Linked DNA regions of Mus musculus: regions 2, 3, 4, 5, 6 and 7 are each linked to region 1. Evidence: chromatin loops called from intact Hi-C (ENCODE). Cell type or tissue: heart. All regions are shown on one strand.

What was found. A loop is a pair of places that touch in the nucleus more often than their neighbours do. Peaks named below come from ENCODE experiments on the same cell type or tissue, not always from the same donor. Only the 100,000 strongest peaks of a DNase experiment are listed, where the experiment ranks them.
Region 2: a loop joins it to region 1, with 2.8 times the contacts of the local background. A loop is called at or near these places in 6 of 42 quality-filtered maps.
Region 3: it touches region 1 in a loop (5-fold over the local background); 15 of 42 quality-filtered maps call a loop at or near these places.
Region 4: it touches region 1 in a loop (3-fold over the local background); 2 of 42 quality-filtered maps call a loop at or near these places.
Region 5: it touches region 1 in a loop (5-fold over the local background); 21 of 42 quality-filtered maps call a loop at or near these places.
Region 6: a loop joins it to region 1, with 10 times the contacts of the local background. A loop is called at or near these places in 31 of 42 quality-filtered maps.
Region 7: a loop joins it to region 1, with 6 times the contacts of the local background. A loop is called at or near these places in 22 of 42 quality-filtered maps.

Annotation. Positions count from the first base shown.
Region 1 is chr14:77,139,402-77,143,401 of GRCm38, reverse strand. No RefSeq gene overlaps it. Among named protein-coding and RNA genes, the nearest start is that of Enox1, 15 kb to the left of the region's middle. In heart, a CTCF peak has its summit at 1,609 (motif pointing left); no DNase peak of the experiment used is centred here; H3K27ac peaks cover 747 bases.
Region 2 is chr14:77,545,688-77,549,687 of GRCm38, reverse strand. All of the region lies in intron 7 of Enox1 (ecto-NOX disulfide-thiol exchanger 1), which reads right to left. Among named protein-coding and RNA genes, the nearest start is that of Gm6994, 41 kb to the right of the region's middle. In heart, no CTCF peak of the experiment used is centred here; no DNase peak of the experiment used is centred here.
Region 3 is chr14:77,838,503-77,842,502 of GRCm38, reverse strand. It overlaps Dnajc15 (DnaJ heat shock protein family (Hsp40) member C15), which reads left to right. Exons shown (of 6, transcript NM_025384.3): 5 at 2,265-2,335. Among named protein-coding and RNA genes, the nearest start is that of Dnajc15, 34 kb to the left of the region's middle. In heart, a CTCF peak has its summit at 2,176 (motif pointing right); no DNase peak of the experiment used is centred here.
Region 4 is chr14:77,051,952-77,055,951 of GRCm38, reverse strand. All of the region lies in intron 1 of Ccdc122 (coiled-coil domain containing 122), which reads right to left. Among named protein-coding and RNA genes, the nearest start is that of Ccdc122, 17 kb to the right of the region's middle. In heart, a CTCF peak has its summit at 2,445 (motif pointing left); no DNase peak of the experiment used is centred here.
Region 5 is chr14:78,286,075-78,290,074 of GRCm38, reverse strand. All of the region lies in intron 2 of Tnfsf11 (tumor necrosis factor (ligand) superfamily, member 11), which reads left to right. Among named protein-coding and RNA genes, the nearest start is that of Tnfsf11, 20 kb to the left of the region's middle. In heart, no CTCF peak of the experiment used is centred here; a DNase peak (open chromatin) is centred at 1,654; H3K27me3 peaks cover 356 bases.
Region 6 is chr14:77,925,763-77,929,762 of GRCm38, reverse strand. Epsti1 (epithelial stromal interaction 1 (breast)) reads right to left here. Exons shown (of 12, transcript NM_029495.2): 2 at 2,535-2,593; 3 at 933-1,016. Among named protein-coding and RNA genes, the nearest start is that of Epsti1, 24 kb to the right of the region's middle. In heart, CTCF peaks have their summits at 1,524 (motif pointing right) and 2,824; a DNase peak (open chromatin) is centred at 1,642.
Region 7 is chr14:78,271,957-78,275,956 of GRCm38, reverse strand. No RefSeq gene overlaps it. Among named protein-coding and RNA genes, the nearest start is that of Tnfsf11, 34 kb to the left of the region's middle. In heart, a CTCF peak has its summit at 2,198 (motif pointing right); no DNase peak of the experiment used is centred here.

The DNA.
Region 1 (4,000 bases):
AGGAGACAGGTTCCCTCTTTTTTGCACCTCTGAAGAATGGTGTCATTGCGTATAAAAACTAGCAGTCGATTTAATAAGCTATTTATTCCTACAATAAGAGAAACCTTTATTATTTGTGAAGAATAGACTGCGTTTGGGGATACTATAATAAATGGAAGAGATAACAATTGAAATTCTGAATATATTAGAACCACAGTGTGCTGCAGACCAATTAAAATTGACAGCCAAGTGAAGCAAATACACACGGATAAATATAGAAAATTCAAGTTGTTGTTAGGGTGAATTTTTTTCACTACATGGTATTTATTCTCTTGCTTCTGGATATTCCAGTTGATTGTATTAATCTTTCTGCTTGGCTTCTGAATTTAAATCGAGTTGAATACTGATAGACAATAAAATTTTAATTCATAGTAGAATTATGTTGGCGGTTTGATGTATCTAGTTCTCATGTTGGGAAACCATCAGTAACTAGGAATACAAGCTTCTGTAGGCAATATATAATTTTCATAATCTTAAACCAAGATGAGAAAATAGACACTGTGCTCAACATTTTAGCCGTGTGCTCACCTCTCTGTGGTAAATTAGTATTGGCAGCTGAGTGGGACATCACAGGCTACAGCTGCTTTAACCTTCAGCAGCAAATGATGCTTACTGAATTGCCTCTCTGTGCCTCTAAAGCCCAGGAAGTTTAAAAAATATAGGTATGATGCTAATGATGAGAAAACCCATAGAATTAGCAATGCTTAGCTTGGAGGAGAGTTAGAAGTAAATGTGTTGTTAATGGAGGTGATGGAATTTACTCTATGATGTTCTGGAGGGATGTTTTGCATAAGACAAACCTGACAATTGAAGATGAGACTTGTATAACAAAGTAAAATGCCAAGTGCCACTGACTGAGTGTCTGCCGTTTATATGTATTATGTCACATACCAAATTGCTCTGATTTAGTGGGGATTGTAACAGTTATAAACATGTTATAAACAGTTATAAACATGATAAAAACCATTATCCAGAGAAGTTAACTACCATACCTTGTACTACCTCACTAGAGCTGAGACTCAAACGCCAAAGTGCATCCCTGGTCTCCTTCTGATCTCATGGCCCTGCCTACAGCTATTATGTAAATTTTTTTCACGGGCTTTGTTCTTTCGGGGATTTGTTCATAAACGTGTTCTAAAGTGTCAAAAATAATGTCTAAGAGGAACTAGGTGTGATCCCAGTACACACTATTTTATTTAAGCCAGAGTTCAGTTGTGGCCTGAAATTCATGCCTGGCTTCTGTCTCGAGGAGCTAGCATCTGCAGTGTGGGGGTGAGTTGGTGGAGGAGGAGAAGACAGCTGTTCTAGAAACAGCAAAAGAGAAATAATGAAGCTAAATGCTTTCTGCCCTCAGACAAGATTAATAACTCTTAAGTACATCTCTAGTTAATAAACTGTGACAGTCACCCAGTTTGAGTCCAGAAAAGAAGTAATGATTGGGCTTCTTGTAAATAATGCTTTTTAAAAAGAATGGTTGGGTGGGTCTATACCATTTTTGAAAACATATAGTTTAGAGACTATCAGAGGACTCTATGCGCTTGTAAAAAGAAGTAAACAGCGCCACCTACTGGCCGGTAACTTCTACTTTTGCAGATGATCTAATGGCGTGCATGTGTGATCTATTTATAGGAAAACACGTTTGTTGCCATCCACGAAGATTTCGAACTACTAAAAGATGATGTCTACCTATGTTTGTTTCTTATGAATACATTCTAAGAGAAATCACTAATAAAAATCGAACAATTACACTTTCAAGGAAATCGGCCATGATTTTTTAGAAACCCTAGAAAAGAAACTCCATTGTCCTGTATAGAGCCGTCACCAGGTAAAACTTGAGAGAAACCCCCACAGGTTTGTGGAGAAATCCACTCCATCTGCCAAGCCGAAGACTCTCCTCTCTAACCTCAGTTTGATCCACACCCAGCCCCTCTCCCTCCCCGTCCCCCCCCCCCCCGAATATCCTTTCTTTTCAAAGAAAGTGGGAAAGAGAAGCACTGATCCTGGTGAGAAGCCACATGGTTTGCAGAAAGCCTCAGTCTACACCACCCACGTGGTAGAAGCGCAGTTTCTATCAGCCTAGTTGTTGGTGGTTTGTGTTTCTTTTTTGTAGTATAGCTGGGGAGTTCATGAAGAAAACACATCCGTTGAGCTCTCAGTGTTGTGAGATGAAGGCTCAGGATCAGCCAGCTCCATTGGTTTGGTCTCTTGTTAAACCCCCCCTTGGCTAGGCCACACTGTAGCAGATGCCATCATCATGGGGACATCAGAGAGCAGATGGATGCCATACACCCTTTTCTCGTATGTTTCATTCAACAAGATCAGTTGGACCATTTTTCAAGACCAGTATCAATCCATTCTAGAGACCTTTATGTTATGTTGCTCATCTGTTAAAGGTTTTGACTCTTCCCAAGAGTGCCACGTAGGGGACCAAGTTCAGAGCACGTGGCCCCTGAGAGATGTATTAAAACCATACCTGCACCATAGCAGAACCAGCTGTCTTGGTGGGAGAATTCCATGTGCTGGATCACCTGACTGTCTCTACCTGCTAGCATCATATTCATGCTCAAGAGGACTCATTCTGCAACCCTGCAGAGCAACTTCTCGAGCTGTGGGCCTTGGACCATGGCATCAGCTTCACCTGGAGTTTACTGCAATGAGGAATTTGCCATTGCCAAGACCTTCTTAGTGCATCATCTTAGTGCTCTAAAGAGTTTTGCATCCCCAGGCTCCATGTCAGTGAGTCTGAGCCAGTGGGTACCTGCCAGGCCACCCTGGTGTGTCTCCATCATGGTCAGATGCAGCTCTAAATAATCGTCAGGGTGTGCCTACAAAGACAGTCCTTGGACCAGGAAGCATGGCAAGATATGTTGGCTGACCCTCCCTTCTTCATGGCCAGTGACGCCATTGCAGACTCCTCCATCCACTGATTCCTTTTATCCCCTGCCATCTGATCCCTTTCATTATCCCAATTTCGATGGGATTTTTGTGGCAACTAATCCCTTCCAGAATGCCAGCTTTTTAATTAACTCGAGCCTAAATGTAAAGTCTGGAAACCCAAAGTTATACACCAGTAGACTCATCATTCTGCATCCAATGTTTTGTTTTCAAACTTATGGCTACTTCTTCAGATCAAATGTCCCCTGCCTCATAAAAGCTCCTTTGTGGCAGAGAACCTCCTGTGTGCCTGGGGCCAAGTCTGAACAGTAAGGTAGTCTGGACAGCGTTTTGCTTACTGAGTCTTATATGGCAGTTGACTCCTTGGAACTGGCCACTTCTACTCTCCTAGGAAATGTAGGTGCAAACATTGAAAGACAGCAACACAGTTGTATCTCTGACTTCTCCTCCCTACAGTAGCAAAGATGTTCATCTCCAGGGCCAAGGGCACATCCATATACACCCAGATCATCCATGAAACCTTGTCCAATGTAAGCAACCTCCTTTCTCCAAAGTCATAGCACAGATCTTCTGAGCTAGTGCATGATCAGCCGTAGACCACTTTGAAGTAGCTCTTAAGTTGTGTGGGAATTTGTAGTCCCAACATTGGGAAGGCAGAGGTCCAGGCTGACAAAATACTGTCTCAAAAGTCAAAAAGAAGAAGAAGGAGGAGAAGGAGGGGGGAGGAGGAGGAGAAGGAGGAAGAGGGGAGGAGGAGGAGGAGGAGGAGGAGGAGAGGAAGAGGAAGATGAAGAGGAAGAAGGAGGAGGAGGAAGAGGAGGAAGAAGAAGAAGAAGAAGAAGAAGAAGAAGAAGAGGAGGAGGAGGAGGAGGAGGAGGAGGAGGAGGAGGAGGAGGAGGAGGAGGAGGAGGAGGCACATGTAACTGTCCCCTGAGATTGTCATCTAACCTTTACACATGTGCATACTTGCTTACACACACACACACACACACACACACACACACAAACACACACATGGGGTAATTTGGGAGAAGGAAATTAGGGGAAGAATGTAACCTAAGCATTA
Region 2 (4,000 bases), 410 kb before region 1:
ATTGTACACAAATTTTTACAGTCATATGGAAAGTTGTGCATATGAATTTGTGAATGTGTGTGTATATGTATGTGTGTATATATGTGTGTGCATGTGTGTGTATATATGTATGTGTGTATGTGTGTATGTATGTGTAAATGTATCTGTATATATATGTGTGTGTATGTATGTATGTATTATGTATGTATATGTGTGTATTACTTGACAACTGATTTTAGGATTCTATCATTCCTCTCATACCAAAATCAGGCAAAAACAGAAGGAAAGGAAATTATAGGCAACATCCTTCATGAACTTTTATGTAAAATTTGCATCTAAGCTCTTGGCAAATTGAATCTAATGATCTATATAAATGATAATGTATCATAAAGAACTAGAAAATACAAGGCTAGTTTCACATCAAACCCAACAACCACCACAACAAAACCAAATGACGTTTACACCACGGTGGACTAATAAGAGAAGATGTAGATCATCTCAATGGGTGCCGGGAAACATCTGGCAGAAGACAGAGCTCTTTTTCTTACCTGCCTAAAGCCCAGGGGAAACTCCCTCAGTCTGATAAAGGCAACAGCTTCATTACTTATCAGTATGCACACACCACCCTGTGTTTCCTCAGAAGACGAGAAACCAAGTAAGGACAGCATCTCTTAACACTGCTATTCACCTAGTGCCTAAATGACATCGTGAATCACTCTCAGAACAACTGTAATGAGTGAAAGAAGCCAAGCATTGAATGAATCCTACATAGTTCATTCATAAGAAAATTTTGTCATAAAAGATAATTTATAGGGCTGGTGAGATGGCTCAGTGGGTAAGAGCACCCGACTGCTCTTCCGAAGGTCCAGAGTTCAAATCCCAGCAACCACATGGTGGCTCACAACCATCCGTAACAAGATCTGACTCCCTCTTCTGGTGTGTCTGAAGACAGCTACAGTGTACTTACATAAAATAATAAATAAATCTTAAAAAAAAAAAAAAGATAATTTATAGACAAACAGAAGACCAATGGTTCTCAAGGAATGTGATAGACAGGACCATGAGGAGGGAATATTACAGAGGGAACTAGGAACTATTTTGGCATGGCTGATACATTCCTTATTTTGATTGAAATAGGTACACGTATGTATGCTACAATCTATCACATTGGTACAGCATAGGTCTGCTCCACTCATTATATTTCAGTTACAATTCATTAAACTATAAACAGTGAGTGACATGTCCCTTAGATCATCTGTAAAATTGAAATCACTGCCACAGTGACCCAAGTAAAGCCCACACAGGTCTATGTCTCAGGACACAGTTTACTTAAATAGGCATTGCTGTTCTAACATGGACTAAAAATAATATCAGATGTGCACATATAAGGTTTTTTAGTGTACAGTAAGGGACACTTAATAGAACTTGACAGAAACACAGTCAGCTACATGCCAATTCTACAATCTCACAAGTTAGTAAGAAATGAGATGAAGGTGATCTGGCATGAAAGATGGCCCCCGGACCTCAAAAGATGATTTGGGAGGGCTAAATTAATTCTCACCTTCAACTCAATCCTACGGAGAAAATGTCTCTCAAGTAACATAAAAACTTGCAAGACTTTAGATGTCACTGTACATCTGAATTTATTCCGTAGAAATTTTTCTCCCAATGTGCTAAATTTCAAGACTTTCTTGGAGCCATGAGCAGAATGAGAAAGCGCAGATGGTTGAAGCTCACAGTCATAGAGATTCAAGGCAAGCAAATCTTAAACTCTATTTGTGATTGAAATGCAGTCGAGCTGAGAAGCCTCTATCCTAGGCACAGAGGGGAGAGTGAGGCTGAGAGAGCATTAATATTTTAATATGACCATTGTCGGTTGACACCTCATTGGAAGCCTATATGGTACTCTGCTGTCTCCTTTAGAAGTAGCATTTAAAACCATTTCTAAATGCTCAATAAATAGGGTCTATTTAGGTGTTACAAAGAAACAGTTCCCATGCGGTATCCACAAGGTTTCACTCAATCTCCTGTGGCTGTCGTTGCCAAGATTGCAATTACAGGAAGGGTTCTGGGCCAAACAAGAAACGACACCATTCCCATGGACAGCCATTCTCCTGACACTGGGGAGCCAGTCTGTTGTTGGCAGATCACACGGATTGGTTTGTCAGTGGCTTTGCATCTTCTGGAAGACCCCTGCGGGATAATAGCACTTGACTGAGAGTGTACCCCCTCTCTTCCCTCCTTCCAGCAGGCATTTTGACATCTTTCAAAAGTAGATGTCCCAGAATAAAGAGGCTTCCAGGCTTCTAAGCAGGAGAAGAAAATGCCCAGGGCTGCCAGCTGCAGAGTGCTCATGTCCACATTCCCGTCGTCCCACTCACTGGAGATTTGGCACCACCTCTGTACCACCATAAAGTTATTTGTAGAGAGGGTATAACCATAGCACCTATTTTACTGGGTCAGGATTACACAGGGTTACTACTATAAGATGCTTGGAATAAAGTCTGGTTTGTAAACAGCATATGAAATCTATGCTTCTTGTTAACCCGGCTCTACTGTCCTTCAGTAGAGCCCGACCATCACATTGCTAAGCCACTTCCCTACAGTGAGCACACAAGCAATAAAATGAAGAAGCACATCCTTTAATGATGATGCAAAACCTTCCAGAAAGGAGAACTGAACATGGCCAAGGTCTCAAATATCAAGACCTACTACAGTCACAGTACAAAGGATCGGGTCCTTTCTGCATGCAATGTATCATATAACAGGTACCATGTACATTACTTTATTAATTCCTATTACAATTTCATGCAGAGGCTATCAGACCTCACATTTTTTGAAACAAGGAAACTTAGACCAGAGAAAATTAAAGGCAAATTACTTGTCTCAGCCCTCGTGGTTGAGAAGAGCATTTCTGGATGGAAGTGCCTGGCAGTGCCTGGCTCTCAGCCCATGGGCTTCCTGCTATGTCATGTGGCTTTTCAGTCCAAAAAGGAAGTGGTATTTTCTGAGCAAAGGCATTTAGGAGGAAAACAAATCTGTCAGGAGGCAGCACTTCCAACAACACGCAGACTTTGAAGCCATTAAGAGAAGGATAGGATTAAATGCTGCTGGGCGAAACAGTTTTCTTGTGACATCGGAACATGGCGGGATGGTCTCATTGCAGGCCCCTCCATGCAGCAGAATAACACTCCTGAAATGAAGTCACTTTATTCCCTGGTGCTTCCTTGGCTGGACTTGGTACCAGAACTCAAACTAGGCTACTTGGTGCTAACTTCTGTGAAAAGAATGTGCTTCAGAAAGCTTGATGAAAAAAATATAACCTGGTGGTATCATGGTTTCTTTCTCTAGAGGCAGTGTGGCATCAATGCCCTAAGAGAGATTCCCTGCTTCTCAGATAGGAGGGAAGGGACCTCTGGTAGAGTCCCTACATGAGTTTAATTTCATATACACTTAGACAAATTAATGACTAAAAGGTGCAAAGACTTGAAAAGCAAGAGAAAGTTTTATTTCCTAATATTAACAAATCCGTGTCACCCAGAAAGACTCTCAGGATGTGTTTGGAAGGGAAGAAAATGAAATTGCCTTGCATATTAAGTAGCAGTTCTCTAAAAGTTTAGTAGACTAAACCAAACTTGAGCTTCTGGTTACCAAAAAATGTTCATCTGTTAGCTACTGTCATGGGTTGAAATCCCCAACATAAAAAAAAAAAAAAAAGAAAAAATTGAAAAAAAACAAAACTAAACTAAACAAAACGCCACCGACAAATTCTTCTCCCGGAGATGAGTAAGACTGACAGGGATTTCCAATGCTGCTGTTTTCTGAGATAGACTCCTGGTATGCAACTGAGACTCTCTCTCTTGCCCAGGTGAGCCTTGGGCTGTGCCTTTGCCACCAGCCTCCTGGAAGCAGGGACTGAAGATGTCACCCACTGTATCTGACACAGAGCATTTATAAAAGAAGAAATTGGTGTGGCTGTTTGAAAAGATTTGAAAAGTTTCACACCAGATTAAGACAGTCT
Region 3 (4,000 bases), 700 kb before region 1:
ATATAACAGTGTCCTATAATGTTAGAGTTTGCTAGGGTAGAGCCTTCGTTCTTTTAAGGAGTTCACTCTTTGTGATTACTATTGCTCTTGGTTGTGGGTTCTTTGGTTTTGTTTGAGGGTACTGTAAAATCCATCAAGCACTCATTGCATATTCAGTCTGAGGTAGTGTTTTAAGGTACAAGCTGTAGACTGTGCCTGTAAGTCATATATATATATGTCATATATATGTACTTAAGGGGATATGTCAGGCATCTGGAACAATGAGACAGCACAGCTCGTTTCCATGTGCTGGAGCATGGGCTCCTTAAACAAAGGATCCAGGTACATCAGCCACAGGAAGCAAATCTGTGCCGGGTTCAGAATGCTGTGGCTTTTATTTCTTCATAAGCAGTTAAATAGAATAGTCTTCTTAGCTCTGGGGACTGCTACTCTGCTCTCTCAAAGATCAATAGTCTTTGACATCACACAATATCTATTTATAGAGAGATAACTAAAAAGTAAGTTTAAAAATATGTTCCTCTATAAGGCGGCTTTCTGTAAGCAATGAAAAGAAGTATTCTTGGGTCCTTGCATAAAGGACCTTGTTTATTTTATTCATGGAAAAATGGTTTGTATATTCATTTAGCTAGTAATTGTTCTTTTTTTTGCAGAGGAGTTGTCTTTTTTATTTTAATTTTGTTTGTTTGTTTGTTTGTTTGTTTTTGCCTTTTAAGTACAAGATCTTTGTGTCTCAACCTACTAACTGCTAGAAGTATAGGCATGTGTCACTATTCCAGGCCTGTAATAGTGTGTTTTAACATGTGTGGCAATGTTATAGGAGGCTAGTGGTAGCATGTAATTGGCAAGAAACTGCTAAAAACTGGAACAGGAACAGAATGAAGGATTGACGCCCGATAGCAAGGGAAGTTGTTTGAACAGGAGGAGGGCCTTAAGCAGCATTCTGGGTCCTTAAGAAGGGTCAGCCAGCCTCTGTAGAGTCTCAGAGTTGAATTTAATTCATACTCAGGTAATGCTTCGGAGTCATTCAGGAAATGTTGATTGTTTATATCCTATTCTTTAATAGTACAAAACTGTGTCATTTTTATACACATCCTTTCCTTTTTAAAGTCTTGGAGGTAGGCTTTATTGTATGTATGTTATGTATGAGAAAATTATAACTCCGAGCTCTAAGTGAGCAAGACAAGCTGATCACTGAAGAGCAGTAGAATTCCGAGTTTTGAATTTCGACTTGAATAACTCAAACCGTGTGCTTTACTAACACTCAGTTCATCCATTCAGATTCCCTGGAGCTTCACGGCTACCAGCAGACTTTAGGCTGGCTGTTAATTTACTCATTTGAAACCTGGTAAAGTGAAGTTGTTTACATCCTATGGCCATTAGTACAATAGAGTCTACTGTCGGTACTAAAATATTTTTCATGCTCAGAAGGTGTACAAATGAGAAACACTTGGAATTCTGAAAATATGTTTGCCATAGTAATTTTATATTTATTTAATCTGTCTTCTTTAATTTTCACTCACATTGTATGCTCTACTACCAGATTTTCCCACAGGTTTCTTACAAAGCTAGATACACCGTATGGAGTTTTGAGATTACTTGTTGAAAGACTACAGAAGGCAACTCTTCTAGGGCACACATTTCCTACCGGGCCTGTCCTAGCGCTTGGCCTTATCCTGGCCCTGCGGGAGCATGCTGGCTCCCTGCAGTGAGAAAACTGAGCACAGAGATTCAGACCTTGGCCAACAACACCCAATGCTCCATAGCAAAACTGACTCAAAGGCTAGCAGACTAGTTCTGGAACTCAAATACTGATAACACACACTGTCAACTTCCTCCAGGGTGACCTGAGAAGTGTAAGCTTTCAGTCCTCGTCCTCGTAGTGTGCATCCTGTGACTCTCCTGGCCTGTATGTGTGGGGTGCTTGTGAGTTGTAGTATTGTCGTATGGGTTTTAGTGCTGGGTGCTGAACCCAGGGTCTTTCTTGTGCTTGCTGGTCAGGGTTCTATGATGGAATAAATCTCCAATCAGTCTTTATTTACTTATTTTCTAAATCTGAGAATGAAGATTGGCATTATAAAGGACTGAAGGAAAATACAATATTATCATGATGGTTTATTTTGCTGGTTAGTGGGATTAAGCATAAAGCTTGTAATTTTGTATTTGTCCACAAGATGGTGAAATTCTCATTAGTTTTTAATTTCTTGTAGCCCATATAAATCATTAATTTATAATCTGCATTTTGCACTATTAATTTTTTTTTACAGCCCATCTGCTGGCAAGGCCAAGATTAGAACAGCACACAAGAGAATTATGATTTTAAACCATCCAGACAAAGGTAGGTGGTAGCTCCATTTCCACAGAGTGATCAAATGTGCTGCGGGTTCCTTTCAGTTTACTCCAACTCACATAAGTGAGGCATAGCCGGGGTGGGGTGAGGGTCGGGGTGAGGAGTAATGTGTCACGTGTTAAGATTTTTGTAATACACCAGGGGGCTTGTGGTTCGGAGTTGAATGGCCAATGGAAATAGTGGATTTGAACTGTTAACTTTTAAGAACTTAGTTGCTGCCTTTAGGAATGAGTATCTGAACTCACCGATGTCACTGCACTGTGAACAAGAAGGAAACTATGAACTATGGGGCCATGGGGATGAGGCAAACTGATTTGTGCATCATCTGTTATATCTACTAAATCCTGAAGACCAAAAGACAGGATTTAGGGATTTCATCTACATCTCTGTAATTTGTCATAGATGGTTGTGAATTTTTAAATTTTGTATAAGAAGGCTCTGAGGCTCGACTATTTCTTACTGGTCATGTTTTTAATGTAAATTTATCTTACAGGAAGACAATTATTATAACTTTAACTACACTGCAGCTGCTTGATAGAGGAAGCCCATATGTTCATTACTGTTTCTGCTTTAAAATAACAGCTGGTAGAAAGTTGAACTGTATTTCAGAAGTCAAAGGGGGGCAGGAAAGTGAAGACTCTCTTGGATTCTTATTTATAGACTTTCCGTCTTGTAATTATTTTGGAGAAAAATTAAAAACAAATTTCAGATTCCTATTCATCTTGACACCAAAATAAGGCATTCTTTTTCAGCTTTCTCAGCTTAATTACTTACTATAAAAGTTCTTCTCACTGAACATTATCCTTGTTGGGTTTTGTACTTGCCGTTCTTTGGTGTGAATAAACAAGAGAATAAACTTTGAAAAGAGGTTTTGCTTAAAAATTTTAAACAGCTTTAGCAGTTACTGAATGATCCACTCAACTAATTTACTCTTTATTGTGTACTTTTGGTGTAATTGACTGAGGAAGAAATGTGTTTAAGTGCCTCCTTGAAGTCCCTTCTCTCCTCAGTGTCCTCTGCCCCTCTGGGTCAAGTGTGTGCTCTTGGCTGGGATTGAGTGCAGTCGTGTTAAGCACTCCTGTCTGAGGGATGGGCAGTTGTCGCGCACGCCTGTAATCCCAGCACTCAGGAGGCAGAGGCAGGCGGATTTCTGAATTCGAGGCCAGCCTGGTCTACAAAGTGGGTTCCAGGACAGCCAGGACTACACAGAGAAACCCTGTCTCAAAAAAACCAAAAAAATAAAAATAAAATAAAATAAAAAGAGTGTATTACCACTGTGGGCTATTTTCCCTTATAGAATTGCTTAATCATTCAATTTAAAACATTTGGGGTTTTCTAAATTCATGGACTTCCTAAATTCTATCTATGAACCAATTGCAATGGTCAGTGCTGTAAGCTTGACAGATTCTAAAATGTCATTACCCACCCAGTGTGGGTGACCCTATTCCCTAAGTAAGGGATTCTGGGTTGTATAAGATATGGAACCTGGCTAAGCACTGCATTCATGTATTCATGGTGACTTCTGCCATGACAGACCTTGGACTGTTATACTAAACTCTTTCTTCTAAACCCTGAGCTGCTTCTATCTGAGCATCGTCACAGTAACAGGAAAATAAAGTAAGTGGGATTTGGGAAGAAACACGTATAATGAAC
Region 4 (4,000 bases), 87 kb after region 1:
CCTCACCTCTTTGTCCTCTCCAGCATTGCATATCTCAATAAATTATAAGTTCATTGTTGTTATTCAGGACACAAATACTAGGTTATTATCTCAGAATTCTCCAAAAGATGGAGATCTCAGGGCAATTTAGATTTTTAAAGATAAAGTGAGTTCCTTGCCCCTTTGTCCTTAAAGGTACACCACAAGTAGAATGTCCAAGGCCAGAGCTCTCTTTGTCTCACTCAAGGGACAAACCAGATTCTGATTATTTTTCTTCCTTTAGATAATACAATTCTTTCTTTTAAACTTATTACTTGGAGTTGGAGATATAGCTCAGTGATTAAAAGCTCTGGCTGTTCTTCCAAAGGTTAGGCCCTGACTTCAATTCCCAGCAACCACATGGTAGCTCACAACCATCTATAATGGGATCCAATGCCCTCTTCTGGTTTATTTAAAGACAGATACAGTGTACTCATATACATAAAATAAATAAGTAAACTTTCTTAAAAACAAAACAAAAACAAAAAAACCTTACTGGTCACCTTTAAGTTATATTGGAATCCAATTTCCCTTAACTGTGTTAACAGGGAATCTTTCCTAACAGCTCTTCCTTAAGCATGGCCTTATTCTTTCATTTCTCTTTTCTTCTTCTGCTTCTGCTTCTTCCTGCTTCTTCCTGCTTCTTCCTTCTTCTTCTTCTTCTTCTTCTTCTTCTTCTTCTTCTTCTTCTTCTTCTTCTTCTTCTTCTTCTTCTTCTTCTTCATGGCCTTATTCTTTCATTTCTCTTTTCTTCTTCTGCTTCTGCTTCTTCCTGCTTCTTCCTGCTTCTTCCTTCTTCTTCTTCTTCTTCTTCTTCTTCTTCTTCTTCTTCTTCTTCTTCTTCTTCTTCTTCTTCTTCTTCCTCCTCCTCCTCCTCCTCCTCCTCCTCCTCCTCCTCCTCCTCCTTCTTCTCTCTCTCTCTCTCTCTCTCTCTCTCTCTCTCTTTCTCTCTCTCTCCCCCCCCCCATCCATACGTGTGCACATGTAGGTGGAGGCAAAGGCAGGCAGACCTTGAGTGAATGTCTTTCTCAATGACTTTCTATGTCTTTGTTTGTTTGGAAATAAACTCTCCCACTGAACCTAACTCACTGGTTAGGCTAGACTGGCTGGCCAGCATGTCCAGGGACCATCCTATCTCTGCCTTCCTAGTGGCATATTACAGGCATATACTACTCTGCTTGGCTTTCTTATGTGGGCTTTGGGGGAACTGACTTAAGTCTTCATGTATGCAAACACGTTACTGACTGAGCCATGTTTCCAACTCTATTGCTTTTAATAACATTGATCATCACTGGCATCTTTTATACCTGTTTTTATATCCTTCAGCCAATGCAAACTTTAAAAGCATAGATACCAAGAAATGCCTGGCACATAGTATGTGCAGACCCATAATCAATCAATCAGTTTGTCTGTCTGTCTATCTATATATCTCTACTTCACCATACTATGACATAATGTTTCTTGAGATAGTTCTGATCATGTCCACTGTGATGGTTTGTATATTCTTGGACCAGGGAATGGCACCATTTGGAGGTGTGACCTGGTTGGAGTAGGTGTGTCACTGTGGGTGTGGGCTTAATACTCTCACCCTAGGTGCCTGAAAGTCAGTCTTCTACTAGCAGCCTTTGGATGAAGATGTAGAACCCTCAGCTCCTCCTGCGCCATGCCTGCCTGGATACTGCCATGCTCCCACCTGATGATAATGGACTGAACCTCTAAACCTGTAAGCCAGCCCCAATTAAATGTTGTTTTTATAAGACTTGCCTTGGTCATGGTGTCTGTTCACAGCAGTAAAACCCTGAGACATCCACATTACAGTCAACCTTTCAATTCAACTCTAATTTAGATACCATCTTCTTCAAAAAGAAAGCATATCTAGGCAGACATGACTCTCTCTTTTTAGTATAGTGTTTCTCTACATACTCTGCTAGATAACATTTTAGGCTCTACAGTGAGACTCTCTCACTTTAAATCTAGGTAGTACCATTTACCTTATTAGGTGAAGTATTCAGCACGTTCCCAACTATTCAAAAAACCCTTTTGTTCTTATACTTTTCATCATTTTCTTCTATTCCCTGTTAGACTATACTCTATAAAGGTAAATAGCATCCTACTCTTTTTGCACTCCTTCAAATATTTGGTGACATATAAAGAATGAAGAAAACTAGATTCATAAAAGAACATAACTGGTATTTCTTGATCTTTATTTCCAAATCAACATCAGTTGAAGAACTCTTACATAATATTTAATAACCAACTATTCTTTTACAAATTTGAAAAAGATTGAGTTGGATTTTTTGTTGTTGTTTTCTTTGTTATTTTTCTCCTAGATCTCTATGGTGGAACATAAAAAAGAAAAAGAAAAGAAAAGAAAAGAAAAGAAAAGAAAAGAAAAGAAAAGAAAAGAAAAGCCATCTACTGCCATCTACTGATATTTTATTAGAATTACATAAATCTTTACAAAGAATCATAGCAAGCTAGATTCCAACCAAAAGAAATCCATAAATCATATTCATTAAAAAATGTATTATAGTGGAAGCTGAGAATATGAATAAACACTTGACCTAGACTGATCATAAGATGGAAGGACAGATTTTCATTCTCCTTCCTGTCTTCCATTTTGATCTCTCCAGTCTCAGGCAGTCCTGTAGCAGATGGCTTGCAGAGGTTATTCTTCCCACACTACCTCCACACCCCGGGGAGTCCACTCTTGTTGGGAGACAACTCAGTCTCCCCTGACTCCAGGCTTCCCTTCTAGCTCATCTCCATTCCTTTGTGTCAGCAGGCAATACCCAGAAACACTTGCTACCTTGGACCAAATACTCTTTCACTTTTAATTTTTACGTTGGGTAGAGGTGAGGTCCATGGTAGAGAATGCTTCCACAAGTTGTTTGGTGACAGAAAGGAATGGGGATAGGATAGGGCAAACCACAGTGGCTTGGACTCATGAAGGTAATTTTTACTACCACTCTGGTTCTCATCATTCTCTGTACAACAGAAATGGTCTTTCAGGAGCTCCTTCTCCCATCTCAACATCATTCACTGAAGACCACGACTGTTGGTATAGATTCAAGATCTCTCTAGCTCTTTCATCCCTGTATCTCCAGATTTAATCTTCCTCTTAATACAGCCTACTTGCAAACATCCCACCTCTTACCACAATCCACTCGCTGGGTTTGCTGGGTTTTCCACCTCTTGGTGTGAACCAGATCCCCCTAACTCTTTGTCATAGCTCCTCTCAGTCTTTCTTCCCTAGCCTATCCCCATTCCTTTCTGTCACCAACCAACTTGTGGAAGCATTCTCTACCAGGGACCTCACATCTACCCAACTTGCCTAGGATCCAGAAAGGACAACAGCAACCAAAGAATAAGACACCTATCCAATAAAGACAAGACCATATGTCAAAACTAGAAATACCTTAATCATCATAATTCCAGATACCTAGACTCTAGTATAAAAACACATTAACTACCAAAATAATATGCCTCTACCAGAAACTAATAATCCTGTTTCAGCTCAGCAGGCCTTAATAAATGTAATAAAACTGAAACACAATCCAAAATAGCAATTATGAACATATTCAAGGATCTTAAATGAGATATGAATAAATCCTTTAATGAAGACCATGAAAACATAAAGAAACAGTTGAATGAAATAATACAAAATTAAAAGTGAAAGACTTCAAAAAAGAAATACAATCACTAATGAAAACTCAAACTGAAATAAAACTGGAAATACAAAATTTAGCAAATCAAAAGCCTCAGAGTTAAGCCTCACCAACAAGACATGGAAGATAGAATTTTGAGTTTTGAAGAGAAAGTAGAAGAAATAAATAGTTCAGCTTAAAAAAATGTTAATGTCTCGAAAGAACAAAAAAAATGTTAAGCATCCAGGAATTTGGAACACTATGACAAGACCAGATTTACAAATAATAGAGATAAAAAGGGAAGAGAAACCCAGGTTAAAGGCATAGAAAATAAT
Region 5 (4,000 bases), 1.1 Mb before region 1:
GAGGAAGAGCTATGAAGCCAGGCAGTCAGCTCAGTTAACAGCTTATTGCTTTCTCTACACCCAAAGACTTCAGATAGCAAGTGTTCCAGTTTTCCCCTTGACCAAAACAGTTTCTAAGTCTTAAGATGTGGAAGGACAGTGGGATACGCCTTGCAAAATTCCTATCTCCTAATCGTGTACTTGGTTGCTTTGGCAACCAGCTCCCATCCCTTGAGTTATCTCATTGGCATGAATAGGTCTGGTTGAAAAAGGTTTATGAATAACAGAAGATGCTCCTATCCCCCCTCTCCCTCCCTCCCTTCCTCCCTCCTTCTCTCTCTCTCTCCCTCTCCCTCTTCCTCCTCGTCCTCGTCCTCCTCGTCCTCCTCGTCCTCGTCGTCCTCCTCCTCTTTCTTCTTCTTCTCTCTGTCTCTCTGTGTCTCTCTGTCTCTCTCTCTCCCTCCTCCTCCTCCTTCTCTCTCTCTCTCTGTCTCTCTCTGTCTCTCTGTCTCTGTCTGTCTGTCTGTCTGTCTGTCTCTCCCTCTATCTATCTTGCAATATCACAGAGGCCCAGTCGTGAGGGGGCCTTATAAACCTTAGGACTGTACTTGTTCCTGAAGTCACCAAGTGATTTCAAGAAGAGGAGGGACAAGTTCCCCTTGTACTTAAGATGCTTTTTCCTGCCACCATCCATGCATCTGTCTGTGGCACAAAGACTGTGAGATTAGGTAGGAAGAGGCAATTGTCTTCCTGAGGAGTGATGGGATCTTGATGCTGCAGCCTGGGCCCGGGAGGAGGAGATAGGATTTCTGAGCTATTTACCAAGTAGAAGTCCACAGGACTTCCCAGCAGGAGTGGGAAATGGACTATTCATTTCCAGAAAGAGCCGGGAGTGTGGCATTCAAGTGCTAACTGGCTGATGAATGCACTATTCTTGTAACTAGGTTGGAGAAGAATTACATGAAGGGTATCATTAAGATGTTAAAATGAATGCATTACATATGTTAACAAGTGTATGAACCCTGTATTATATCTGGCAAGCGGGGTGTTAAATCCTTGTTCAACCAGCCAGATGTCCCTGCAGCTGCTGTGGTATTGCAGAGGGAGGCAGCCACCTGAGACCCTTGCTACTGACTGCTGCGATAGTGTCTAGTGTCGGGAGCATCTGGCTGTACAAATTGCTTCTCCCGTGATTTGATTGACAGGTACCAATGGATCACGTGATTCCTATCACAGTCCAAATGGGATTTCAGACTGATAAACCCAGACTCCAATAACTTGACCTTTTACATGGAACCTAGGCAGCTGGGACATATATTTTTATTATTTAGAAGGATGGTATCCAGATTGCAGTCAAACAAACATAAAACCAATTTAATCTTATATACTCGGGGTCTTGTTCCTAGTAGTTAGTTATTTGGCAGTTTGTAAAGGCGGTTTAGAAATTGGTTGGAAGTGTTGAAATCCCTAGAGCCAGCCAAGGACTTTCAAGTACAACTCAGAGTTTGGTATTTATTCTTACCAGTGTGGCCTCCCATAAGTGGGCCCAACTTCTCAAGATGAGCAGCTATTTCCTGGGTTTGGAAAAAAAAAACCAACAAAAAACCAACCCTCCTAAATCATTTAAAAGGCCATGCAGGGGTCTGAAGGGAGCTAGGTCCTAGGAGACTGGATGCTTTCGCTATCACACTCCTGGGAACCACACTCTTTTGGATGTCCTGTTTAAGAAAAGTCGCACAAAGTCAAGACCACAGTTACACAATTGATCTTTTGTATGCCGTGCTCCCTGGAGGAGAGATTGTGAAATCCCAGCATTTTTTCCTATGAGTTAAACTACAGTTGAAATTAAGAAAAAAAATCAAATCAGTTGTTTTCATGTCTCTGCAGATGTACTCTGACAGAAAAGATGAAAAAAATTAATGTAATCTACTTTGACAGAGCACTCAGTGTTGAAACTTCCCCATTGGAAAACCTGGGACTGTCAATTGGGACAATGTCCACTAGGTGGCACTGTGTCCGAACATTTATCCTTGACTTGGCTGCAATTTTGGGGGGGGATGCCCACTTTATTCACTTTCCTCTTTTCCTTCTGTCTTGTTCCCTTTCCTTGTTCTGTTAAAGGAAGCTGTTATCGTTTTGGCCTAAATTATGCTTATCTAAAAATGAATACATCTTTTTGAAAAGACTACTTGTTACAGTTTGACCATAAATTCGTTCATTAATTCATGGTATTTCTTATTAGCTCTCACAAGGTTAAAGATTCTTGTTGTCCTGGATAGTTTATACAAATCAAGATAGGTGTGTGTGTGTGTGTGTGTGTGTGTGTGTGTGTGTGTGTGTGTGTGTGTGCGCGCGAGTGTGTGTGTTTCGCAGGTAGCTGTGTTCTGGGAAGGCAGATTGTTGATCTTCTAAGATAGGGAAGTCAGGTAGAAAACTGGGTTTTCTAGAGCAAAACTTGATAGTGGGATCTAGGCAAGGGGGGTGGTAGGGAGGGAAGAGGACTCTGCTCTGTTCCACACTCTAAGATCTGTCCAGGCTTCTGGGATGTTTATTCTATGCGTTTCATATAATTCTAAAGGATACTACAAGGGAAAACTTGGTTGGCTGAAAACATAAGGCGTTACTATGTTTCAATGTGTGGGATAGAAATGTAACTCTTTGAGTGGACCTGACTCATGAAAACACTCATTTAGCAATCCCGTTTCTCAAAGCATGCTGTGGGTTAGAGTCCACCTTACAGCATCTTTGGAAAATATCAGTGCGATTTGAGACCAATGGCTGTGAGTTGGACCAGGGCGACTCCAAAGTTTCCACTGAATTGCAGCTGTGTCCCCCAGCGGGAAAGCATCAAGTTCTACTTAGAAGACATTTATGTGTGCATGTGAAAGGGTGCACTTGTGTATGGGTGCGTGTGCGTATGTGTGTGGAAGCCAGAGGCCACTTTGGGGTATTGTTCTTCAGAAGCCACACACATTGGTTTACTAGGACCCGTCCCTCACTGGCTTGAAGAGTGACGATTAGCCTAGGTTGGCTGTCCAGAGAATTCCAAATATGAGCTTGTCAGTGCTGGGGTTATGCACTGAGCGCTGAGATGACCTACTGAGTGCTGGACCTACCTACCAAGTGTTGGTATGACCCACTGAGGGCTGGGATGGCCTACTGAGTGCATAGGTTAACTACTGTGTGCTGGGATGACCCACTGAGAGTGAGGATTACGAGAGTGCACCAATGTCTAGTATTCCAGGTTCTCTTATTTTTAAAATCCATCAAACAAACCCCCACTGGTTCCGGGGATCCAACTCGGGTCTTCTTGGTTGCACTACGCCAACTGAGCTATCCTTCAGCTAAGATTACGTTTTATTCGTCTCAAAACCCAAAGACAGTTTAAAATGATAGATTTACTAGAATGGATTGCCCTCAAATAGCCATTTCTTTGGGGTTCGGAAGATTGGGGTAGAGACATACATGCTGAGTATTGTGTCTGTGTGACCAGAGCTCACAGAGTCATCATAAGATCCCTTTTTGGTATTGAAACTTCCTTTCTGAATGTCTGAGAAGAATTACAGTTCTTGGGTTCTCTAGAGATATAACACAAAGGCATCACCTCCCTGGGTCTCTAACGAGCGCTCTAATTCATCCTGGGACATGAACCCTTTCTTCCCCTGACAGCAGGCATTGAAAGTGCTTCTGAGAGGTGCTATTTATTGAATTTTCTTGTAACTAAATGGGTCTGTGGCAGCTCTGACCTAGAAGCCACTGATTAAATGGGCAAGGAAAGTGCGTTCACAGTGGAGAGGGAGAAAAAGACCCCTGCCCATTAATCTGGGGCTTCAGCCTGCTGCTTGGTCTGGGTCTCAAGCTTTAAGATCATTTCCTCATTTGCCCATGTAGAAATCCTTTCAAAGGGGATTTGTCGATCTCAGTAGAGACTGCAGCAGCAGCTGCTAGTGTGTTAGAAATTCAAGTCAGAGACTCCAGCCCAGGCTTCCTGGATCTCAGACGACCTGATCCTGCAGCTGGC
Region 6 (4,000 bases), 790 kb before region 1:
GGAGGAGAAGAGGAGGAGGAGGAGGAGGAAGAGGAGGAGGAGGAGGAGGAGGAGGAGGAGGACGTTTAGACTATATTCCTCAAGTCTCAAATTCCTCAAGTTTATTTGGCTAAAGGTGAAATGTGTGGAGTTACATATATAGTTCTATATCTTTCATTCATTAAGAGATTTCCAAATTAGTTTCTTCCCTTGCCCACCCCCTCCACCTTTATCTCTAAGACTATTGTGGTGGTATGTGGCTTCTAACCCAAGGCATCTTTGTGGTAACTGGAACTGTGCCAAGCCTCTATGTGTTAAGCTGCAGCTGACTCTGAAGTCAAGATAGGACGTAAATGACTCCCACTGAGGGATGGGGGTATGGGTATCCCCTCTAAAGGCCTGAAACCCCACACAGGAGACCCAGACATTCCATCACCCTGGCAGCACCTGCTCTGCCAACTCAAATGTCCCCCAGCCCTAGCATGAAAACCCAGGAGACATCCATCTTTATACCCACTGCTGGGTCCCCAGCTTACTCCCATTCTATGTTCCCAATGGACTCTCCGTTCAGTTTTGTCACATTAGCATCTAACTGCCAGGATGGATATGCTGTGGTGGCTTTCCCTTGCATCCTGGAAGTGCTGTGACTGGGCATATGCAGCGCCCCAGGTAAGCTCTCTTCAGAGCTGATCATCTAAGAGGCTCTAAATTATTTGCCAATTAAGCCATCACTTTATTCCCACACAACTGTGGCAGATGCATTTGCTCCTTACATAAAACCAGAGACAGCAATCTACCTGCACATTTGAATGTTTCCTATCAGATGAATTCCGTCTCCGGCAGAAATACCATAGAGCAAGCCTTCGCATGTGAAGGAAAGCAGACCCAGCCTGTCTCAGTAGGATCTGCCAGTGACCCTGCCTACCCGCTCTGGCTTTCCATCTGCCACTCACCCAGCCGTTGTGGCACCAAGTAGACTGGTTTTGCCCTGTTCTGTTGCTTCCATCTCTCCAGGTCTGCCAGTTCTTGCTCAGCAACTAACCAGGAGAGAAATAGCAAGTTGTTGATTGTTTGAAAAGAAACCTGGTCATTGCAGCATCAAAACACACAGCAGACAGCAGATAGTGAGTTTTCCGGAATGAGACAGAAAAAAATGACCATGAAAAGCTGATACCTCCCAGCCCTCCCGGACCCCCAAGTCATGCAGGGCCCACCCCTGGCAGCTCCTAAGTGTCCTCACAGAAGGTACAAATTTGAACAACAGCTAAACTCCTACTAACACAAAGAAATATAGTTTTCCCTCCAACACTGACATTCTTAAAACCTCATGAATTATTTCGAAAGGTTTTCTATAACAAATGTGTACAAAAACTAGAATATTCATATGTCAATAAGATCCGGGTAAATATACATCCCCAAAGAATTGTGATGCCTATATTTGCTTTATTTTTAACATTTCTCAAGCTGGCTGTTATCTCTGAGGAGGGAGGCTCTGCCCTGTGCGTTGGCACCCTGCTTTGGGTCTTGGTATTCTTTATTGTCCAAATATTCAGACAGCAGGGGGCGCCTGGGAGACTTAGTTCTGTTGCTATATAACCTAATCTCCCGGTTTAGTTCCCCTTAGAAACTTGAACTCGAAGCCTGTAAGATGTTGGAACCTTGGGGTTCTGTTGGCTAAATGTCTGCAGTCCCCACAATCACTGAAGACCACTGTCATATGCTATACTGACTCACCGGACCACCCTGATTGATTCTTGTCCATGTGGTCTCTTCGGATAACTACTTTCCTGGCTGGGCCGTTATGGCCTTATTGGTTACTGAATTCCTTACCAATACCCTAAGAAGGGAGAGCACAGAATCCTGGAGCTGGAAACATGGCTGACGTGGGCAGTCACACAGTGTCCTGGTGAACCATGTGAACATTATCTCCCCTTGCAACTACAAATAGTGCGACAGTGTCAGAGGGCAGCATTTGTTAGTTCTGTGCCTCAGTTAAACCTGCTACTCATGCTCTAAGTACAAGGAGTACAGCCAAAGATTGGGGGGGGGGGGAGTGATTATACACACTGTATAAGGTAAGATTGTAGAGGGCAGATTGACAGATACAGAAGGATAAGAATACAGAGGCAGAAAAAGTCTATTAAGGAGGGATGGAACATATATTTTAAAAAAAGGTACAAATTCCCTCATAATCTTTTTGACATATAGCATGTCGTTTCAAAGGTATTCACAGCACCATTAAAATATCACCACCAACTTATTTAGTATATCAGGGACAAGATCCAAACAATAACAATAGGTGTGAAGTTGTTTAAACCCAAGAAAAATCCAAAGCTCATAGTCACTCATTACCATGAGCTCTGTTACTAATGTAGAGAAACGAATTTAGAAGTGCTAACAATAGAATAATTTTTACAAGTGCAATTAAAACTCTAAGTTTTTTTTAAGACCTTGGTAAGATTCTGTGAGTCTCTATAAATAAGAAAATAAAAATACTTTAAAAAATTATAAAGAGGAGAAGCATTCTGAGTGTCGGGTGAAAGTGCGTGCCATACTTCTCTGTATCTTCTGCCTTCTGCTCTCGTTTGGTGCTATCAGGGTGTATGTGCCTGCGCTGGAAAGAAGGGAAAACAGTGGTTATCATCATGACAGCTTCCTAAGGAATCTAAACCACCAGACCATCTTCCTTCTGATACCATTAGAAGACAGCCTTTAAGACCTTGCTCTGTTCTCTGCTACCTTCCAATCTAGTTGAAAGACACAAAGCAATGGGCCAGAGGACTAGTTCCTGCTGGTCTCCATCACCACTGGTTTGGGGGAGACTGCCCTTGTAGGGCGTCTCTCCTCTAGGTGGTGCTTGTGAGTCAATCCCAGTAAGGCTCATTTTCTCTTGTAGGCCCACCTTAGGAGAAAAAGAAACCCTGGGGCATCTGGTGTGTTTTCTGTTCATACAAACAAGAGTCCAAGTTATTCGCCATGCAGCCACGTCTTCTTTGTGACCCATATGACTAGCCTACTAGTCTTATAAGCCTTGATTCCCTCCCCTATATCCTGGGGACACAGGCTGAACATTATTTAAATCAGGAGCCCAGGGAAGTGAACATGGGAATCAAGGAAGAATTTCTTTCTGTCAGTTTTATCTTTGTTCTTTCTTTAGCAGGTGCAGTCCAAACATATGTGTGTATACTTGTGTGCACTTGTCTGTGTGTGAGTGTGTAAGGAGCTGAGGTCGACACTGTGCACCTTCTGTTTCTGGACACATTATTATTATTATCATTATTATTGAGATGGGATGTCTCTCTGAAGCTGGAGTCCTATTTTGACTAGACTGGCTGACCAGAGGGCCCCCATCTTTGCTCCTTCCACATCCCTCTCTTGCATCTCTGGGGTTAGAGACATACCAGTCCATACTGGACTTTTTCCCTGGCTGCTGGGACTCCAAAGTCAGGTTTTCATGTGTGCACAGCAAGCACCTTGCCCACTGAGCCATCTCCCCAGACCCTTTTTGGTAAGCAAAAATATTCCACACTTAGATACCAGGAATACTGAGCTACCTAAAACACAGTGAACCTTTAAGGGCAGAGGTGGACTTCTTTGGTATGTATTCCAGATCTATGGCGTGGTACCTGGCTCACAGTGGCTGCCTGATAAAGTACACTGTCATAGATCCCAGCTGTGAGCCTGTGCTGGAATGGCTCTTTTTTTGAGCCAATGCACGTGGTTCCACCAGAGCACGGATACTTCGTAAAGCAAAAATATAGTACAGCAGTAGACTGCAGCATACATACGGGTACAGTTTGGGAGAAAATGCTGTGGATAAATGTAACCAGCTTGTAAATATATGGTTAAAAGAAAAACCCTAGATACTCTTAGAAGTCTCTCCTCCACCTGGGAAGTCACCATTTCTAAGGGCAAATTAGCAAAGACAGAACAGTCGAGGCCAAAAGTGCTGATTAACCGAAGCCATTTTTCCTTATCTCATTATTTTCCGTGCTGTGAGCCTTCAGCCAGTGAGCTTCAT
Region 7 (4,000 bases), 1.1 Mb before region 1:
GTGATGTGGAGGATAATGAACGCTACGCTATGGCACCTCAGGTCGGTTGGGGGAGGGGAGACAATGACTTAGTGACTTATTTAGAAATCAACCAGTGTTTTAAAGTGGGTAACGGCAGGGATGGGATATAGTGAGAGGCAAGAAGCCACCTCGCTTCCGGTCATGCCTCAGTTTGCCAGGCTCGGAGCAGCATCTTCTAAGTGGGTTTAAAATGCAGGCGGGAACACACAGCACGTCCCTGCTTCCTTCTCTTCCTTCTGCTTTGCTTTCCTGTGCATCTCTTTCTTGTGTCTGCCCCCTACGACTGAACCCTCCCATCCTCCGCCTGCCCAGACTCCCGTGTCTCCCATCGTCCTACTTTGCTTTCTGTTGCTATGACGGAAGCCGCAACAAAAGCAGCTAGGGAGGAAAGGGTTTATATGGCCTACATGTTTCAATTGCAGTCCATCGGAGAGGGAAGTCGGGGCAGGAGCAGAGGCAGAATCTGGAGGCAGACACTGAGGCAGAGTCCACAGTGGAGCACTGCTTACTGGCTAGCCTGTTTTCTGATACCACCCTGGACCTCCATCCCAGGGGTGGCACCACCCACAGTGACCTGGACCTTCCTGCACTAATCATTAATCAAGAGAATGTCCCACAGACCTACCCAGAGGATGATCCGATGGAGGTAACCCTCCAGTGGACGTTCCCTCTTCCCACATATGTCTAAGTCTGTGTCAGGTTGATACAATCTGGTCAGCATACTCATGGTCCTTAGGCTGTTGGGTCTCCTTGAGATGAACGTATGTCCCTAGAGTATGTCCCTGCCCCGTCACAGCTGACTCGGTGGGAGGCATGACAAAACAGTGTAGGAAACCTGTGTCTAGTGGAAGTAATGGATCTGAGCTGCTGGCTCCTTTTACCTGCAGCATGTCAGCCCTCTTAACCTGCCAAGTCTGGGGAAGGAGAGCATGCCAAGTCCCAGGTTATCTGTCTTCCTGAATCAATTTTTACAACCACACCAGGCCCATGCATCCAAAAACTGACATGAAGCGATTCTTACTTTAGTGTGTTAGCTTTCTCCAAACTGTCTCGCTTTTTGCCATTCATTTGAAAAGGAAAAAAAAAATTGCAATGGTATTTTGTCTACAGCTATAAAACAAGCATCCTTTTTTACTAATAACGCACTTATGGGAATTCTTTTGTTCTTTTTTAACTTTAAAGATTTACTGTGTGTGAGAGGGAATGAGAGAGAGAGAGAGAGAGAGAGAGAGAGAGAGAGAGAGAGAGAGAAGACGAATGCTCTGGAACCAAAGGGGGCCTTCTGATCCCCTGGAACTAGAGTCACAGGCCATTGTGAGCATCTTTACATGGGTGCTGGGAAGTAAATTCAGATCTCTGCTAAGTCACCTCTCCAGCCCTGTTTTTATTTTGGTAACTTGAAATTCTATTCGGGGCTCGGTACTACGGCATCTTAAACAACATTCCAGTTCTTTTGTTTTAATTAGAGATGGCCTGAGCCAGGAGCGTTGGCATCTGAGCACAGATGATGGGCATCCCAGATCAAGCAAAGAGCACAAATGGCTTCTCTTCCAGCTTTACTCAGACCGTCAGTGTATCAGATGCTGCCCGCCCACACTGGGGAAGACAGTCGTGACTCAGCTGATCAATTCCAGAAATACCCTCACAGACACACCCAGAAATAGTGTTTTCCTGTCTGTCTGGGAGTCCTATAGTTGTTCAGTGGATCTGCCTCATAAAACTAACTATCATGCGACATTAAGGACTCCGAGTCACCTGTAACATAACTTAGAAGAAGTTTGCTATTTTAGAAACCCAAACGCGCTTGGACAATGGCAATTTTACTTCTCAACTTGATGGGGGTTACCATGGAAACAAATCTCTGATCATGCCCCTGAGAGAGTATCTAGATTAGGTTTGTTGAAGTCAGACTAGACTTGAATGTGGGCAGTACGATTCCCTGGGCTGAGTTCATGCCCAGGTCGGCAGTACAGGAGTCATTAGGAGCGTCTGGTCCGTGGGGATGAGATAGAACAGTGAGATTCCATATTAACCCAGGTTTCACGGCTATTAGTACCAGCATCTGTTTAGCTCAGAGCATGTAACTCAGGAGGAAGACTGGCAGAATCATCAAAAATCATCCAGTCGCTGAATGTCTACCCAGACAACAGAGGGCGCCATGTGCCTGTGAGTCCTGGGCTACCCAGACACCAGGGGGCGCCATGTGCCTGTGAGCCTTAGACAGAGAGATAAAGAAGAGCCTTTGCAGGGTGAATTCTCAAAGTATCCACGAAGTCCTGCCTTGAAACTATGATGAGCTCTGTTGACCTCTGAATGGGTATGGCTGCTATAACATAACAGACAAACTTGGTGGGTTAGAACTGCAGAAATGCATTCGCTTTACTTCTGGATTAAGAGGTTGAAACAAAGGCGTCGGCGGGGCCATAACTTGGAAATTCTGAGAGCCAATTCTTCACCTCTCTGGTTTCCAAGGATCCAAGGAGTTTCCAGTACCAGTCTTGTTTCAAATTCTGCCTCTGCCCCGTCTTCACACTTTCCATACCTTTGATTTCCAGTCCTCCATCTGAGCTCTTTATTTTATTTTATGTGTGGGCACCAGCATATCACAGGTGGAGTACAGAGGTCAGAGGACAAGTTCTTCGGGGAGCTGATTTTCAACTCGGTCCTCGGGCTTCACACCCGAGGCCTCCACCTAGTGAGCCATCTTACCAGCCTCATCTTTTCTTTCTTATAAAGGAACAGGGCGTGACGTTTAGGGCCCACCCTGACCTCATCTTCACATACAGACTTATGCCTGCAGTGGCTCTTTGACTGAGGAAAGTCACATTCACGAGTCCCAGAATTCATAGGCTGTCGACATGTCTTTTACTGGGGGCCCTTCCACCTACTAGACTCTCCGAAGCATCATGTCTAAAGTCTCAGCGGCTCTGTTGCCAGCCACTCTCCTCTCCTCCCTTTTGGGGCCTTGGCTTGAGGGAGGGATTGGGAACGAAGAGACTGTGATTATGAAAATAACAAGCAAAATACAGAGCGATGCACATTTCTGTGTCTGCAAATTTCTAAAAATGTGGAGGCAAACCCCAGGGGAGGTTCACAAATACCAGCGTGTATCTGTGTTGGAGAGGTGGGATTATGGGTGTTTTCATCCTGTTGCCACGCTGTTGTTACACCGCTATTGAAGTCGGCAGTAAGGGGCATTAAACATCTTTTCAACATAGGAAAGAGACTCTGGCTTTTGGAACAATCTAGGTTCTGAGCGGTGGCCCTGTGTGCTTTTGAAGTGGAATGCCCAGGGGCTTGGGCCGAGCACTGGGGAGCTGGAATGTGAAGGAGCCAGCTTTTTGAGCTGGAAGAAGCTCTGATTTTGTTTACAGCCTTTGACTTGGATTACATTCCTGATTACAGGCTAAATATACCTGTGGGAGTCGGGCTCAGTCACCACTGCTGACTGCATCACTTTCTCCCAAGATTTGCCTTCCCTCTGTCTTCCTGATTCTAATGAAGAGATTAGGAAGCAGGATGCGGTTGAAGAAGGGAGAGCAGGGCCCTGCATGCCTCAAGTGTCTGTTTAAGGGGCTCAGAGTTAATTTTTCAAAGATTACTTTGACAGCTTGTTTTCTGCCGTCAACAGGGAGTAAGCAAGACAGGGACGAAGATAAATTAATTGAAATGTTTTCTTAGCATGTAACTGTGGCATGGTGATTTAATCAGGTATGCATCTTTGTAAGGGATTGTTACAAGAAGCTCAGAGTTAAATTGTATCTTTTTGGATGATACAAGAGAGCTTATGGAGAAAGAATTCTTTTTTTATAGTAGAAATTATTTTGTTGTACCCAAGTTCCTATCAACCCAAAGAAGTCTAACTTGGAAGATTATGGTACTTACAGAGCATCTACTGGCCTTGGAACAGAGGTAAGCTTATGGCCCGTTAGCACTGTGAGAATTCAGATGTTCTATCAGTAAAGTCTGATGAAAGGAA